Linked DNA regions of Mus musculus: region 2 is linked to region 1. The links are chromatin loops, found by intact Hi-C in ENCODE. Cell type or tissue: left cerebral cortex. All regions are shown on one strand. Each heading gives the region's core, and the rest is flanking DNA. Links, peaks and the distances in the headings are about the cores only. Region 1 holds the start of 2210407C18Rik (RIKEN cDNA 2210407C18 gene). Region 2 overlaps 4930438A08Rik (RIKEN cDNA 4930438A08 gene).

Region 1 (8,327 bases), core at 134-8,133:
CACACAGTCCTAGGAGACACCCTGAGCCACAACCAGTGCCAGTGACATGCTCAGATTCTAGACCTGCAGAAACTGGGATTCATATTTGCTACTTTTTAGCTGCTAAGCTTTGGATACACAGACCATCCACATTTTAAAGTAACAAGCAATAATAATAATAATAATAATAATAATAATAATAATAATAATAATAATAATAATAATACACTCATACCTCTGCTGGTAACCTCAATACACCTTTTCTCTGCCCCTGTGCACTTTAGGGGAGTTGTCGTGGAGCACGTATTGGTTTTATTATTGTAGCAGGCAGGACATTCAACACCATTGACTTCTGAAGATAATGGAGGCACTGAATGGAGAGAAAAACGTTTTCATCTTGGGAAATAGAAAGAAGAAACAGCTGAGAATATGTCTATCTACTGCTCATCTAATACAGGGTTTTTCCACGATTCTACCAAAAAGCGTTGCAGTGAGGATGAGCTGGGAGGAGGCTCAGGAGAAGGCACTGGGGTGTGAGTGCCAGGTAGGACCTCATGGGAATTCAGAGTTGTCCTCACTTTCATCAGTTACTCTACTCTTTGCCTTGGAGGGAAAGTCCTAGATAATGGGAGAGGAGAGGATCTGTTTTCTAAAAGTATGCTGTTCAAAGAGTGAGAGATGACCAAGTTGTGGTCCACACAGACCTGTGCTCCCAGCTACTCCAACTTTGGTGGCTGAGGCAGGAGGATTACTTCATCCCAGTAATATAATGCAAGCCTGGATGCATAGCAAGACTCCATTTCAACAATACAAAATCCAAGATGAGTAATGAAGTAGATGAGGAAAGTCTCTTCACAGGAGGAGCAGAGAGAGCAGAGCAGAAAGAGCAGAGCAGAGAGAGCAGAGAGAGAGAGCAGATCAGAGCAGAGAGAGCAGAGCAGAGAGAGCGATCAGAGCAGAGAGAGCAGAGCAGAGAGAGCAGAGTAGAGCAGGGCAGAGAGAGCAGAGAGCAGAGCAGAGAGCAGAGCAGAGAGAAGCAGAGAGAAGCAGAGAGCAGAGCAGAGCAGAGATCAGAGAGCAGAGAGCAGACAGCAGACAGCAGACAGCAGAGAGCAGAGAGCAGAGAGCAGAGAGCAGAGAGCAGAGAGCAGAGAGCAGAGAGCAGAGAGCAGAGAGCAGAGAGCAGAGCAGAGCAGAGAGAGCAGAGCAGAGAGAGGAGAGAGCAGAGCAGAGCACTTAAACCTATAGATTCACTGAACCTACTTAGAGAGTAGACCCCGGACCAATTTCTGCTGCCTCGCTGTTTCTCAGTCTGCAAACGCAAGTGTGTGCACACATATCTCAAGAGCAGGGCTTATATCCAACCCAGGCCCTTACAAATAAAGGTGTCAAGCAAAATGGGAAGGATAGGCATCACTGCTGCTGCCCATAAGCACAGAGATAGACCCATGGAAGATAGAGGAACCCTGAGCAGGTGGTGGGGCACAGACCCTAGCTGTGTTTATGTGTTGGGACACAGACAGGGGGTATACTCACGAGTGAGATTTTCTTTGTTGCACTGCTCACCGGTGCAGCACTGGGTCTTGTATCTAAATTTCTGTCGATTCCCCAGTGTTGCTGAGAACTCCAAGGCACATAGGTTTTGATATGAAGCACACCCTTTTTGCTCAAGTACTAGGTTTGTATCTGGAGCTGCAGGAAATTGAACCACCAAGAAAATTTTCCTCCTAAGCTAGTGGTAAATAATCTGTTCCTTCATCCCCTCTATCTTGAGTGTTGTACTTTCTCAAGAGTCTCTCTGCACTAGTCTCTCGAGAACAAACCAACAGAGCATGGACCACTTGCTACAAAGGGAGTGACTAGTGGTAAGGTACTCACTTAGCAAGCATGATGCCCTGAGTTTGATCCCTGACACACTAAAAGAGTGCAGTCACTCCCAAATGGTCCTGATCATGTAGAGTCTAGGGCCTACAGCAAGCACATGCTCCATCTCCACCCAGCTCCTAGTCTCATCCTGGAAAGGAGGCAAGGATGAATTGGAGGATGCTCAAGGTAGCGAGGGTTGGCTTACATGGTGTTTCCAGTTTCTGTATTTGGCTGAAGCAGCTATAAGAGGTTAGACAGGTACTTGTACCCCCAAGACAATTTCCATTTTCACACGTAGCTTGTATACACGTGTAACTCTCTGTAAGGAGGAAATGTACATCATTTAAAGGGGAATCCCAAAGCCTTGTAGTGGATTTTGCTTCGGAGTCAAGAAGCCATGGGAGGATAAACAGACTACTGGAGTCTCATGGGGTTGGCTACCTCCCCCAGGTACTTGACTGCTTACCTCCCCTTTGCGTTGCTTTGTTTACTCTTACCTACAGAGCAGACAGCTAAGATGCTAAGGACAAAAACTGTGAGGAGGCTTTTCAGGATGGAGGACCAGCCCATGGTGAAGCTTGTGAACACTGCAGGAGATGCAAGTAAGAACAATGGGATCAGAGCAATGGGGCTCAGACCTGTAATCCAGCAATCCACATACTAGACTGTGTTCTTTGTCCATGTATTCAATCAATCAATCAATCATCAATCAATCACCCCTTCACTCATCCTTTCTGAAAGCCCAAATTTGCCAAACACTGGTTTTTCTAGATGTGGCCATTTGGAAGGATGCAAAACTGGAAAAGACTCCATATCCTTTATCCAGGCATGGGGGATGGGGATGGATCCCAGGAAAGGACTTTCAATTAGGAGGAATTCTTTCATGGGACTGGAAGGCACTAGATCCCCTTCCACAGTTGACATGGCCGAGTCAAGAAACAACTCCTCTGGAGAACAGGTGGAGGCTCTGTGTGTACTACAAATTTCTGGGCCATGGTGCTCAAGAGCAATCAGACCCTTAGCTAATGACATGGCTTCACCACTTTCTAAGTCACCTTCCCCCTAATGGATGGCCTCCACCACCAGGTCCACACTAGAAATACTCACCAAGAAGGCTCTTCTGAAAGGACGGCCTTGAGCTGGAGAGGAAGCAATCTCACCTAGAGAAAGGATGAAAGGAGGACTTTCTCTGCCTCCCAGTCACTTTTATAGCCCAGAGGACCAATGCCTGGCAATTAAGACACTGTAAATAGTATCTTGGCATGACGTCAAGTGCACTGCACTTCCTGATCTAGAGAGAGAGACTGTGAGAAGAGTTTTTCCTGAACTTCTGGTTGGTAGGGAAAGGAAGGGAAGGAATTTGTAATGCTGCTGTGCCTGAAGTAAGCCGCAGAACAGTTTAGAGTACTTGAAAGTTAAAAAGTATAGGAATTGTCCTGTAGTGTGTAGCTACCATCCTCCATTGTTGCTTGGGGCAAATCCCCAGAGTCATTCTCTCTCCCATCCTTTCCTTTATCCCTAGAGTCTATTAACTTCTCTGCTTAGAAGGGACCTGATGTGTCCCTCTGTAATTTCACTCCCCCTAACACACACACACACACACACACACACACACACACACACACACACACACACACACACAGCCCGTCTATTTATTTTTAGGCTAGCCTCTTCTTAGGGCATAGCTTAGCAGCCTTCTTATTTACAGTGGAGAGAAAGGCTAAGCTAGAAGGACTCACACTTCCTCTAGTCATCCAGATTTTAAACACATTCTTTCAAAATTCAGGTGCCAAGTTCCCCCTCCCAGGGAAGACAGTGTGCAGAGTTTTGAAGAAGGTGTGGGTTACAGGAAAGGAACAGGGTTGTGCATGTGCCTCAGAAGCTGGGGTGTGAAAGAAATTAGGAGGAACACCTAACAGTCATAGAGGGGACCAACTAAGAAAGGGCATCTGTAGTTACAGAGACCAGCAGAGACTCATCTGGAACTTCCAGTGTTCAAAGTAAGTTGACAAAACATTTCCCGGGTCATAGAAACATGAGCTGGGAGTAGACTTGCCACACTGGCAGGAGATGCTGAGTGAAGATATCATGGGTCCCTAATGATGAAGCCTATCTCCCTTCCTGTTCAATTGCTCAAGATGATGAGACAGCAGCCAAAACATGCTGTACACCCCCTGCCCCCACCAAATACAACGAAGGCCTTTTCAAAGAGTCAGCTTGAGTCTTGTCTTCCAAAGAAGGAATTTGGCATTGCTACCTTGTGGCATTTCATAATGTGCCCCTCATCACTCCCATCCTATCACACACCTGCTCTCACATCTCCCAGGGTCAAAGTCATAGCTGGAGACTGTATTTTATGGTTCCCTATTGATTCAGCTTAATAAGTTTCAAGTTGTGCAACTAGTACTAGACTGTGAGCTCCTAATTAGCTGAGAACAGAGATAAGGTTGGTGACTGCCAGTTGGCTCAGGGCCAAGAGGCCAGACTTGCAGGTCAATGGCCATTTCTCATTAATAGATTGGCTTGGACAGTGCTGAGCAGAACAGCAGCAAGCTGAGGCCACTGTCATTCATCCATGGGGAATGGGAGCATGGCTCTCATCTACCAAGCATCACAGAAACTCTTCCACCTTCTCCCAGGGCAAGGTCTCAAAGAGACTGCTTACATATGGCAGAATTTGGACATAAAACAACAGAAGTTGGATGGGCACTTAGGATAAAAGGGCCAAGGAAGTAACACCCTAACCCTGACTTGTCCCAAGACCAAGGACAAGGGACAAGGGAAAGAATACCTCCAATCCATGAAAAAACCCACCAATCCCTGAGCTTGCCCCAAGATCAGGTCACAGAATACCACCAAATCCCAGGCCACCCTAGAAACTCTGCCCTTCACCCCCTCATCTCTATATAAACCCTGCCTTCTGCTCAGTTCCTTCCTGCTTCTTGCCAGAGCAGAGGTAGCCATCCTCTTTTGTCATTCCTCTTGTTTAAGGCTTGTTGTGCTGTGTGACTTTGTGGTATTCTTTGGCTCCTTACAGCCAGGACACCTTTCCCCTCAGAACCATAACACTTACAGATAACCTCCCAGGCTAAAGAAGAGTAGAGATGAGGCATGGAAAAAACCTAGAGGCCTCCCTCTTTTTGATGTGGGTCAATACACATTTAGCTTCAGAGAGGTCCCACCTATTCCATCTAGAGCTCAGTTCTGAGTTCATTCTTGGGGCCATAAGTGACATTCTGCCTGATATCTCAGACAAAGACATTTCTCAGGAGAAAAAAAGATGTCCTCTTGTGGTCTGCCTCCTGGGAGCAGTCCTAAAAGGGACCTATGCTGCCTATTCTCCAAGCTACTGTGCTGTTCTGATCTTACAACTCCAGCTCCCCAAATCTCCCTTGTCAGTGAGAATATCTCAGTTACACATTTCTTAGTATGTAGCCCAGTTATGCTGCGTAACTTTAAATATCAACACTAGAGTAATCTGGTACCTAGGCCATGAGTCTACAGCTGATTGAGTAGGAAGAGAGGAACACAGAACACCAAAGCTAAGCCTTTGGAAGACTGGAGTGCATTGCCAGGTATTCATTTTTTCTGTGTGTCTCTAGATCTGTTCCCTATTTAGCACCCACCTGTTCCTAGTAGAGACTGTATCCTGAGGGATGGAGTAGGGGAAGGCAGAGTGTTGGTGGCCCAGCCCAGTCAGAGTGAGCAGCAAAAACAGTAGAAGCTTCCATCCCTACCCTGACCTGACTCCATCCTTTGGATTCAGTGGGAGTCCAGCTCCTGTCCCTAAGAGGACATTTCCAGGGAAGGGAGAACAAACCCAACATACGGGTGGGGCTTCTGACAACACCAAGTGCAGGCAGGTGTCAGGGTTAGTAATGACAGGTTCACATTTGTATACACATCTTCACCCAGTACCATGTTCTCCAGAGGATCACTGTGCATTGCCAAACTGTATGGACTCCATTGCTAAATGCTCTGCGATCTCGTGGCCTTCTTACTTTCCTTCCTTCTTGGTGATGTTTTTGTATCTGGTATCTTGGCGAGGTGCTGGCCACAGCAGGCAAACTTTCTTAGAAGAAATACCCCTGGGTCCTACCTGATCACCTTCAAGTCTGGCTGTGCAACACACGATAGCATGGCCAGGAAAGCAAGGGGCTCTAGAATGTTCCCCTGACCTTGGGAATGTATCCGTCAGTGCCCCATGGTGCTAGGCATGATGTTACTCTACGCACAGGAAGCCATGGCTGCCATCAAGCAAGATGAAGTGTTATGGAGTTTGTGACCCCTGGGAAAAACACATGGACTCAATCCAATTATAGTGAAAAGGTTTATTAATTGCTAGCAGGACAACAACCTCTGAGCTATCTTTGAGATTGCCATGAAGAAGGGGTATGAGGAAGGACTTTATAGGGAAAACCACAGGACAATCTTCAATATCTAAAGGAAAGACTTTTAAAAAGGAAAACCATAGGACAATCTTCAGTATCTATGCAAACAAGGACAAACTGTTCTCTTCCGCCAAGTTAAGTGATCAAGGCAACTCAAAAACACTCTTTGGGTATCTGTAAGAAAGGTACAGAAGCAAAAAACAAAACAAAACAAAACAAAAACAAAAAACAAAAAACAAAAAACAAAAAAACCCCACAAAAAACAAAAACAAAAGCAGCTAGTCCTATTATCATAACAAATTCATGGCGGTACAGTTTTGAGCAGGGGTCATTGAGTCTGAGTTACTGGGAACTTATCTTCCAGGGACTGGAGTCAGAGAAAAACAGCTGATGGGTACCAAGATGGATGCCTGGCATAAAATGGCTAGAGCCTTATCAGAAGAAATTAGGGCTTAGGCCCTGGAATAGAGCCTCTGTATTCTTCTTCTTTGCTTCACTCCTCACTCCTTCCCTTTCATCAATGGTCACCCCCCCACACACACACACACACTTCTTTGGTGAAAACAGACTCATGAGAGGCATTTGGGAAAGCAGAGATGACTGGACAGTGGGAAGCACCAGGCCCTGTCAGGCTTTTAGCATGGAGGTCCAAGCTGGCTGGGGACTTCTGTGGTAAGACAAGAAGCAGGCTGAAGCACCTGAGGTGGCCTCTCCTGAGGTGGCCTCTCCATGTTCATTTGGTTTTGCGCTTCCTGGAATCATTGGGGATGCCTTGGAGGCCTAGAGGTTTGTTCTTAGGAGCTCTGTGTGTGCTCTTGGCTGAGGGGAAGAAAGCTTGAGAGTGAGAGAGTCTGGCTGACAACTCCCTGAACACACAGTCTTAAGGCTTCAGAAAAGACTTGGCTTCCCAGCACGAGAGTCTCTTGACTCAGACAACTTGGGTTTGCATCCTTGTCCTCTTGTGTGATCTTCACACAGTGACTCAGGTTCTCTGTGCCTCAGTTTCCTTAAGAGCGGAGAGCCTCTCACGGGTGTTTATGAGGCTTACACAGTTATAGGAGAAACTTACAGCAAACGATGCCTGGCTGCCTGAAGCTCTCAGAGTGCTGGCTGCCCTCATTGAGATTATTTATTTACCATCTACTCTGTGCCTTCCCTGCTAGGCAACAATGACAGTGACACACCTTCATTTCAAAGAACAGAAGTGAGGAGACAGAGGCAGGGACTTGAGTAGGACATCTCCTGCTGAATAGGCTTACCAGGAAGCATAAGAAAGGGACCTTGTTTGCCCTGGGCCAAGAGTAATCTAGGGAAGGGAGAGGAAACCCAGGGTTCCCTGCCACTGCTCATCATTGACTATGCTCCCAATTAAAAAGGATCCTACTGCAGCAGCTGATACAAGTCCTTGGAGGCCAGGTGGGGAGCCTGGAGTGTTCCAGGCAGCAAGGCTGCTAGAAAGTACAGAGAAGGCTGGGCCATGGGACCTCTGGACTAAAACCTTCCTGGAGGAGGAGCCAGTAGCCCACTCCAAAGCCCAGAAGACACAGCATCACAACACCCCCTTCCCAAGAAGGAAATCATGCCCAACATCCTTAGGAAGTCCCTGAGCCAGGCAGAGAGCGTGCAGCCAGATAACAAGTGTTTATAAGCATCTCCGAGGCAACAGAGCTAAACAAAAGAAAAGGGAGGTTGTCCTTCGCCATCACCAGAGAGGGAGGTGGCTCCTGTACCTGGCATGAGGTTGGAGGGGGGTGCGATGTGGAAGGAGGGCATGGGTTAGATACAGAGCTGGCCAGCTGGGCATAGGAGATCAGGCCAAGTGGGAGTCCTGGGGTAAAGGTCAGCTCTAGGTAACACCTGCCACTGTCTTCCTCACCTTTCATATCAGCACTGACGCAAACCAGGCACATTTATCTTCAGATTCCCACTAAACCACCCTTTGCTCTCAGAAACTGAAAGTCAAGCCAGGCAGGGTGCAGCTAAACCCTGGAAAGTGTTAGTTTTGCTCACTAAGAGTAGAGTCTCTGTAAAGCCTTGAGATCAAGGATAAAGAAAGGACCACCCATACACATACAATGTTTCGAGCCATAA
Region 2 (8,327 bases), core at 297-8,296, 330 kb before region 1:
GTTAGTTTAGTTAGTTTTGTTTTAGTTTTTAAGACAGGGTCTCATATATCCCCTAATGAGCTCCGACTATAGCTGAGGACCTTGAATCCTTGGTACTTCCTCCCTCCCCCTCCCAAGTGCTGGGATGACAGGTGCACAGCTCTGTATTTTTATCTTTCTAATGGTACATAATGACCACACAGATTCCTGGCTCACAGTGTGATAATTTAGCACCTACTACAGTATGTGATCATAGGGCAGAGGCGGCCTTTTCATCTGTTTACACAGTCATTGTTGTTCAATATCATTTCAAATCCCCCCTTCTTGCTCTTTACAAAATATACAAGAAAGTCAGGCATAGTGGGTGGTACATGTCTGGGCTCCCATCGAATGGGAAACTGAGGCAGGAGGATGCAGAGTTCAAGGCTAGTCCATGTTCCAATGTAAGAGTCTATCTCAAAATTAAACAAAAGCTGGGCATGGTGGGCTCAGGCCCCACCTCCAGCACTTGGGAGGTAGAGGCAGGAGGATTAGGAATTCAAAGGCCAGCTTTGACTACTCTGAGTGTGAGGCTAGTTTGAGCTACCCGGGATCCTGTCTCAGTAAACAAACAAAAATATATTAATTAGGTTGTCAGTTAGTTACCTTACTGTAAAAAATTAGAGCCTTTTCTTTTGTTCTTTCTCTCTCTGTTTTTGGTAGTTTTTTTTAACGTATACAACACACACAATATATGTGTATATGAGTGTTTGCTTGTACATCTGTATACCATGTATGCAGAAGTAAGTATTGAATCCTTTGGAACTGGAGTTACAGATGCTCAACTGAACCTAGGTCCTCTGAAAGAACAGCCACTGCTCTAACCAATGAGCCACCTCTCCAACTCCCCCTTGGTAGACTCTTGTTTTTATGAGGCAGGCTGTAGTCCTGGCTGTTTTAGAATTCCCTCTGGAGATCAGGCTAGCCTCAAACTCTGAAATCTGCCTGTCTCTGACTTTTTATTTATTTATTTATTTATTTATTTTTGAGCCAGGATCTCATGTAGTAAATTCCAGACCAACCTGAGCTTCTTTGAGTGAGGTCTTATCTTAAAGAAACAGATTCAGGAGGTGAGATTTCCGCATCCAGTTCCTCACTTGCAGATTTTATTCATTTCTCCAACAAAGTCATTACACATACACCCACAGTGCTTCTGTGGCCACACGAAGCTTAGCGTCCATGCAAACGGGCAGGTCAGACATGGCTCCTGATTCCAGCAGACACGTGGATTTCTCGTGGTCACCCCACCGAAGACACAGCCACTCTTTAAAGCAAAGGGTGGGTGGAGGGACGCTAGCGCTGTGGATCTGGTGCCAGCTTCAGCTTGCGTAGTAAATGCCTGTGGTAGCCTGGGCCACCACAGGCTTCCTGGCTCCGGATTTGTTTTTCTGCATGTAGTTGGGGACTGTGGGTTGTTGTGCTAGATACTCCCGAAGCTCAAAGATGCTCCTGAAGTTCAAAGATGCTTTGTTCTCCTCTGCTCGACTCTGCAGTAACTGTGTTGGAATGGCTCTCCAGGGCAGGGCAACTGACAGAAAAAAGAGAGCAGCCCAGTGGAACTTCCTCCACTCAGGCAAAACCAGCTTGAGAGAAGTTGTGTTTCCCAGAAGGTCCAGCCTTTTTAAAGGGATTGCTGGTGATTTCAAGCACCATTTTCCAGCAATGCAGTTAAGATGATGGGTGCATACTGTATGAGTGTGTTAAGGTATCATATTGAATCATGCTCGTATGGACAATGCATAAATGCAAATTAGTGCCTCACAAGGGAGCAAAGAGGGAAACCCCGAGACTTCCGGTTTCCAAACCAGTTTGAGTCCACTTCCTTAGTATTCACTAGTTCCACTCCTTGAAGAAAAAAAAGAGATGCGTGAATCCAAGGTGTGGAAAATAGGCTGGAGTTGGGTGGTGGTGACAGTGATGGCGATGATGGTGTGTGTGTGTGATCATTCCTCAAAAAATAATTATTAAGTCAGATGCCTAGTGTGCAGGTTCACAGAGGGAGTCTGGAGACTAGGGTAGGCCCTGAGGAAAGCAGACAGAAACAGATTGTAAAGGTGAGTCGAAGGATGAGCGGCAACAAGTCCAGACGAAACCCTGGCTCCTAGCCGCAGGCCTGGTGTCTGTGATGATTGCAGAGGTTGGAGGAATACCTCTGTCCATGTGTCCTTCCCTCTGTCTACTCATCCACTCCTCAGCCCACCGTCTTTCTGTCTGCCCATTCCTCCATACGTGTATTTCTCAATTGCTGGATGAACTGTTAGGAGCTAAGCTCTTGCAGATGAAACTGAATCCTGATTCAAGCTGGATACGACAGGTTGAGCAATTATCTAACGTATCAAATATGCGTATTGAACAGGAACAGAGGGACTCGGTGCTGGGTGGGGTGTCTGAGATAACACTCAGTCATACAGAGAAGGCAGTTCCTCTGCGTCTGCTCTCTGTAATGCTACGACGTGTTTCAGTGGCAACCTATGCTCTTGGAGAAAGGTACCCAGTCGATCTTCTCTTCACCAACCTGGGAAGATGCAGAGGAACAACCTGTATTAGTCAGCTCAGACTGTAAGAAAATACCATAGAGTACATGGATGGGTGTCTCAACGAAGGTATTGCTGGTGGGTTTGGTCTCTTCAAAGGTTTTTCATCATACCTTCCTCATGGGTATTGCCTTTTGGTGTGGGCATCTCTGATGTTCCTCTTTAGTGTTCACATTTCCTCTTCCTTTTTATTAATACAATATTAGTATTACTTTTTTGAGCATTTCATACAATGTAGCTTGATCATAGTCACCCCCAACTCCTCTCCCTAACTCCCCAGACCCATCTTCCCCTCCACACTTTTCTTCTTCTTCTTCTTCTTCTTCTTCTTCTTCTTCTTCTTCTTCTTCTTCTTCTTCTTCTTCTTCTTCTTCTTCTTCTTCTTCTTCTTCTTCTTCTTCTTCTTCTTCTTCTTCTTCTTCTTCTTCTTCTTCTTCTTCTTCTTCTTCTTCTTCTTCTCCTTCTCCTTCTCCTTCTCCTTCTCCTTCTCCTTCTCCTTCTCCTTCTCCTTCTCCTTCTCCTTCTCCTTCTCCTTCTCCTTCTCCTTCTCCTTCTCCTTCTCCTTCTCCTTCTCCTTCTCCTTCTCCTTCTCCTTCTCCTTCTCCTTCTCCTTCTCCTTCTCCTTCTCCTTCTCCTCCTCCTCCTCCTCCTCCTCCTCCTCCTCCTCCTCCTCCTCCTCCTCCTCCTCCTCCTCCTCCTCCTTCTTCTTCTTCTTCTTCTCCTCTTCTTCTTCTTCTTCCTCCTCCTCCTCCTCCTCCTCCTCCTCCTTCTTTTAGAAGAAGCTATCTCAAAATAGATGTATGTCCTTTGGCTCTTCCGATCTTTCCACACCCCACACACATACCCTGTCTTCCTCAATGTTCCTTGAGCCTTAGTTGTAGGGATTGTGTTGTAGATGTATCAGTTGGGGCTGGGTACATAACAGTAGGTAGTTCTCTGTGTTTTGACCAGTTGTAACTTTCTGTAATAGTCTCTGCTCCGAAAAGAACCTTCTTTGTTAGGGGATGAGAGTAACACTTCCCTGTGGGTATAAGGATAAGTATTTAGGATGCAGTAAGAAATTGTGCCAGTTTAGGAAAAGGTTGGAGTTCTCCTTGAGGGCCATGGCTTACACTCTTCCTCTTCTTATGAGGATATCTCATCGGAGGAGGACCCAGCTTGCAGCTTCGTTTGAACTCACTCACCTTTCAAAGGTGATCATCCCTACATAGAGTTGCAATTTTAAGATCTTGTGGTTTAAAGCCTCAACATATAAGTTTGGGAAGACTCAGTTTGTCCCATAACACAGACAATAGCTTTTTCTTTTCTTTTCTTTTCTTTTCTTTCCTTTTCTTTTCTTTTCTTTTCTTTTCTTTTCTTTTCTTTTCTTTTCTTTTTTAAGATTTATTTATTTATTATATGTAAGCACACTGTAGCTGTCTTCAGATGCGTCAGAAGAGGGCATCAGATTTCATTACAGATGGTTGTGAGCCACCATGTGGTTGCTGGGAACTGAACTCAGGACCTCTGGAAGAGCAGTCAGTGCTCTTACCCGCTGAGCCATCTCTCCAGCCCCGACAATAGCTTTTTTTTGTTTGTTTGTTTTTGTTTTATCGAGACAGGGTTTCTCTGTGTAGCCCTGGCTGTCCTGGATCTCACTCTGTAGAACAGGCTGGCCTTGACCTCAAAAATCTGCCTGCCTCTGTCTCCCAAGTGCTGGGATTAAAGAAAGGTGTGTACCACCACTGTCCAGCCAGACAATAGCTTTGAAAATAAGAATTCACCAGAGCTCGTATATCTAGCTGCATATATAGCAGAAGATGGCCTAGTCAGCCATCACTGGGAAGAGAGGCCCTTGGTCTTGCAAACTTTATATGTCCCAGTACAGGGGAATGCCAGGGCCAAGAAGCGGGAGTGGGTGGGTAAGGGAACAGGGTAGGGGGGAGAGTATAGGAAACTTTTGGGATAGCATTTGAAATGGATATAAAGAAAATATCTAATAAAAAAGTAAAAAAAAAAAAAGAAAAACAAAAAGAACAACAAGAACAAGAATAACAACAACAACAATGACAAGAAAATGACAGAAAAAACATTTTCACCTTCCCAGAAGATATCAATTGCAAATAGTTCCTTGGTTAGGGGTGGGACTTTGGGCTGGCTCCTTTCTGCTTCTCTATAGCATTAGAATTTTTAATCATCTATGGCTTCTAGAAGGAACACTATCTCCTCATGCAAAATACTTCCAATCAAACTATTTCTTAACTTTTAATAAGCTTATTAACTTGTAGGTTTCTATATGCTTTTTCATATACCTTTAGTGGAAAAATAAAACTTAAGTTATACTTAAAAAAAAAAAAAGAATTCAACTGACACAAGATGCACACCTTTGATAGACTCTCAGAGGAAAGGTCTGATCCGCCTTTCCCACAGCTGAGCCAGAACTGATAGAACTATGTCAGAAAACAAGTTCAGAACACAGGCTCACTGCGGGAGGCATACTCTAACTTCAGGGAGCCATGTCCATCTCTTATAGGCAGCCCTGTGATGATCCATTGGGACTTGGGAACCTGATGATCTATCATATACATTTTGGGGACTATTTGTTATATAAGGTTTCAGGCTCCCGATCTTTGGTCTTCCACAATGGCTTAGCTAAGGGTCGTCTCATGACAGACAGTCTATCTACCTCAAATAGTGGTAGAAATGGAAAAAAAGCCAATGTGGTAGCCAGGTCTACGTCATCTGTGTGCATGGCAATCCCACTGACTGAAGGGAAGGAAGGTGACTTGGGCAGACATTCAGCCTGTGTCATTCCCTGAGTGAGAGGCTTTGGTACCTGAGGGGCATTTGCGGGCCAGCAGGAAGAGTGGCAGGTAAACTTGGGAGGACCCGTGACTAAGGCTCTCTTTGGTAGGGCAGTGCCCGGTACGTTGAGTCATAGGTCCAGTGATAAATCTTCCTCAGATCAAGGGTTATGGCCAGTCCTCCTTCATCCCTAGGCATTTGCTTACTTGCCCTATCCACAGCTATGTTCCCAGGCTGGCTGGCTCTCATCTTCTTGTCTGTGCTGAGCTTGGATACCCAGGCCTTCAACAGAAAGCTTGTCAAGTGCTTTGAGGATCCCCAGTATGAAGAGCTGCTGCAGCTGGCTCGAAATGGACTGGGACAGACAGCCGAGAGGAAGCAAGTGGTGGTGATTGGGGCAGGCATGGCTGGGCTCACTGCTGCCAAGATCTTGCAGGATGCTGGCCACCAGGTATGTGATGGAGAATCTCTTGTGGGAAGATTAGGCTCTAAACAGGGAGGCAGCAGCCCAAGCTATGGACATTCCTTGGAGCTGGGGCCAAATGAAGCTCTAGGGTTCTAGGGTAGCTGGGGTAGGAGGGCAGATAAGCTTGCGCAATAACAAAGGCTTAGCTTCAAAAAGAGGCAAGCAGAAGCTAGTGCTGTTGCTTAGTGATAGGGGGAGGAATGCCCTGTGGTTTCCATCCTCAGTACTGAAAAAGGAAGGAAAGAAGGAAGGGAGAGGGGGAGGGATGGATGGAGGAAGGGTAGAAGGGATGGAAGGTTGGAAGGAAGGAGGGAAGGATGGAGGGAAGGAGGGATGGAGGCAAGAAGGGAGGGAGGAAGAGATGGATAATGGAGGGATGGAGGGAAGAAGGATGGGAGAGAAGGAAGGAGGGAAGAAAGGAGGGAGGGGAAGGGAGTCAGGGAAAAGGGAAGGGAAGGAAGAAAGGAAGGGAAGGATGAGGGAGGGAAGAGTGGGGAGGGAGAAGTGAATGGATGGATGGAGGGATGGAGGACTAGGAAGGGTAGTAAATCTGAGTCTGCCACAGGAGGAGAGGATGTTGTGTGGAGCGTATGTGACAAGCTCCATTGAGTTTATTAAAGAGCTGTCTTTCCAGGTGACTGTGCTGGAGGCCTCAGGGCGTGTAGGTGGCAGAATTGAGACTCACCGAGTTCCTGGAGCACACTGGTATATAGAGCTGGGTGCCATGAGGATCCCTATCAATCACAGGTACTCTTGAGGACAGTAGTGGCAAAGAAGGAAGGCTAGGATCAGGGCTGTCACACCAAGAGGCCAATGCAGACACCAGTGGATGGATGGAAGCCTAGGGGTTAGCATCTGACTCAACTCATTTGCCAGCTCCAGGACTGCCTAGGAGCCTCTCCCAGCCTTGGTGTTTAATCCATGTGAGAAGATAACTGTACTCAGTTTGTCTGCCAAGCAGCTTGGGCTGAGGACCCCATACGACAGGTGGTCCAAGATAAACCTGCTGCAAAGTCAAAAGCAGCCTACTGAGTTTGCAGATGACAGGAAGCCTAGCTCCCTCCCAGTAGGACCTTTCTGAATGGGTGAGAAGTTTAGAGAATGCAGCTAGAAGGTTAGGGAGTGGTGAACATAGCCTCCAGGAAGGATGGCTCCAAGGACACACTCTAGGGACAGGGACACCCCTCACTGTGCCCCCAGGAACTGGAGTAGGCTCATTTGAAAATGTGAAGGTTGCAGATTCCACACAAAATGGCAGAGATCTCTGCCAACATAGAAGGTCACTAGTAGGGAGTCTTGGCTTCATAGTTTGTAGTTTCATGTGATAACCAAGGTCCCTAGCATCCCTTTCATGGGAGGAAGGGCCGGGGTGGTCTTGGTGAATCCAAGGCGGACAGGAAGTAAGCCCAGGGTGCAAGAGGCATTGTGCTGTTGGCTCTCCGAGCCTGAGGAGTCTCCAACTCCCTTTCACAGGCTTTCTCATGAACTCATCAAAAAATTTGGCCTGATGCTAAAGGAATTCTGCCCTTGCAACAACCAGACCTGGGTGCTGGTCAATGGAGTTCGGCAGCGCTCAGGGGCAGTGCAGGCCGACCCTGGCCTGCTGGGTTACTCCGTAAGAGCTGATGAGGTGGGGAAGACAGCAGAACAGCTCTTTGATGCATCGCTGAGAAAGGTAAGACAAAATGAGGGGAAACCCTCTTCCCTCAGAGCCACCTTGCAGAAACACCCTCAAGGTCTTCTAGTTCCCCAGGGAAGAGCTTTGAGTCAACCTCAGATCCATGAGTGCAGGAAGCCTACACCAGATTGGCTATTGTTGGCCTCCCTCCCTCTCATGACTCTGTCCCATGTCAGCCACTGGCTCTTCAGGGAGTGTATTCTCAGACCCCAGACATCCCTGCATATACAGACATGTACGGAGTAGCTACCATAATATCATCATGGTGGGATGAGTTCATTGCAGAGAGAGATCTACAAGCAGGACTCTGGGGTTGGATGAATTGTGTGGCCTCTCAAAAATTATTTGTGGACTCCCTTCTCCTCTCTATATTTCCAGAGCCTCTTGTTCCCAGGTTGTTGTGAGTATTAGGTGATTGGGATATGTCTCAGTGATAAGATGGTGGCAGTCGCAGGACCAGTGCTTAGATCACAGTTGTCATCATGACTCAGTGGGTTGTCAAGGAAGAGCAATAAACAGTCTGTCTGAACCGCCTGCCCACCTTTTTGCCTGGCCCAGCAGTGACCATGCCTTTGTCTCATCTGACCCATGGCCTGGAGGGACCCAGTATGATGAATGAGCTCAGTGGGAAAAGAGAGCATTCCCTGGAGGCTTTTGCCCAGGTGTCCCCTAGTGCTGTTGGGCACACTCAGCTCAGGATCAGCCTGCCCAGTCTCTCTCAGCAGCTCTGTGAGGCCAGGCCCTCTGGCTCCTACATGCTTCATGGTTGCTTAGAAGTCCACAGAAAGGTCAATGCAGGAAAAGGCAGTAGTCTCCTCACAGGCAGGAACTTTAAGTCTGACAGGGG

What was found. A loop is a pair of places that touch in the nucleus more often than their neighbours do. Peaks named below come from ENCODE experiments on the same cell type or tissue, not always from the same donor. Only the 100,000 strongest peaks of a DNase experiment are listed, where the experiment ranks them.
Region 2: it touches region 1 in a loop (1.9-fold over the local background); 2 of 42 quality-filtered maps call a loop at or near these places.

Annotation. Positions count from the first base shown.
Region 1 is chr11:58,610,464-58,618,790 of GRCm38, forward strand. 2210407C18Rik (RIKEN cDNA 2210407C18 gene) reads right to left here and starts at 3,029. Exons shown (of 6, transcript NM_144544.2): 1 at 2,953-3,029; 2 at 2,343-2,432; 3 at 2,051-2,164; 4 at 1,516-1,671; 5 at 215-349. The coding sequence starts at 2,415. In left cerebral cortex, for the core only: no CTCF peak of the experiment used is centred there; no DNase peak of the experiment used is centred there.
Region 2 is chr11:58,280,938-58,289,264 of GRCm38, forward strand. 4930438A08Rik (RIKEN cDNA 4930438A08 gene) reads left to right here. Exons shown (of 7, transcript NM_001374705.1): 2 at 5,558-5,787; 3 at 6,437-6,549; 4 at 7,276-7,477. It overlaps Gm39827 (a long non-coding RNA gene), which reads right to left. Exons shown (of 4, transcript XR_001780091.2): 4 at 3,363-3,373. Among named protein-coding and RNA genes, the nearest start is that of 4930438A08Rik, 10 kb to the left of the region's middle. In left cerebral cortex, for the core only: no CTCF peak of the experiment used is centred there; no DNase peak of the experiment used is centred there.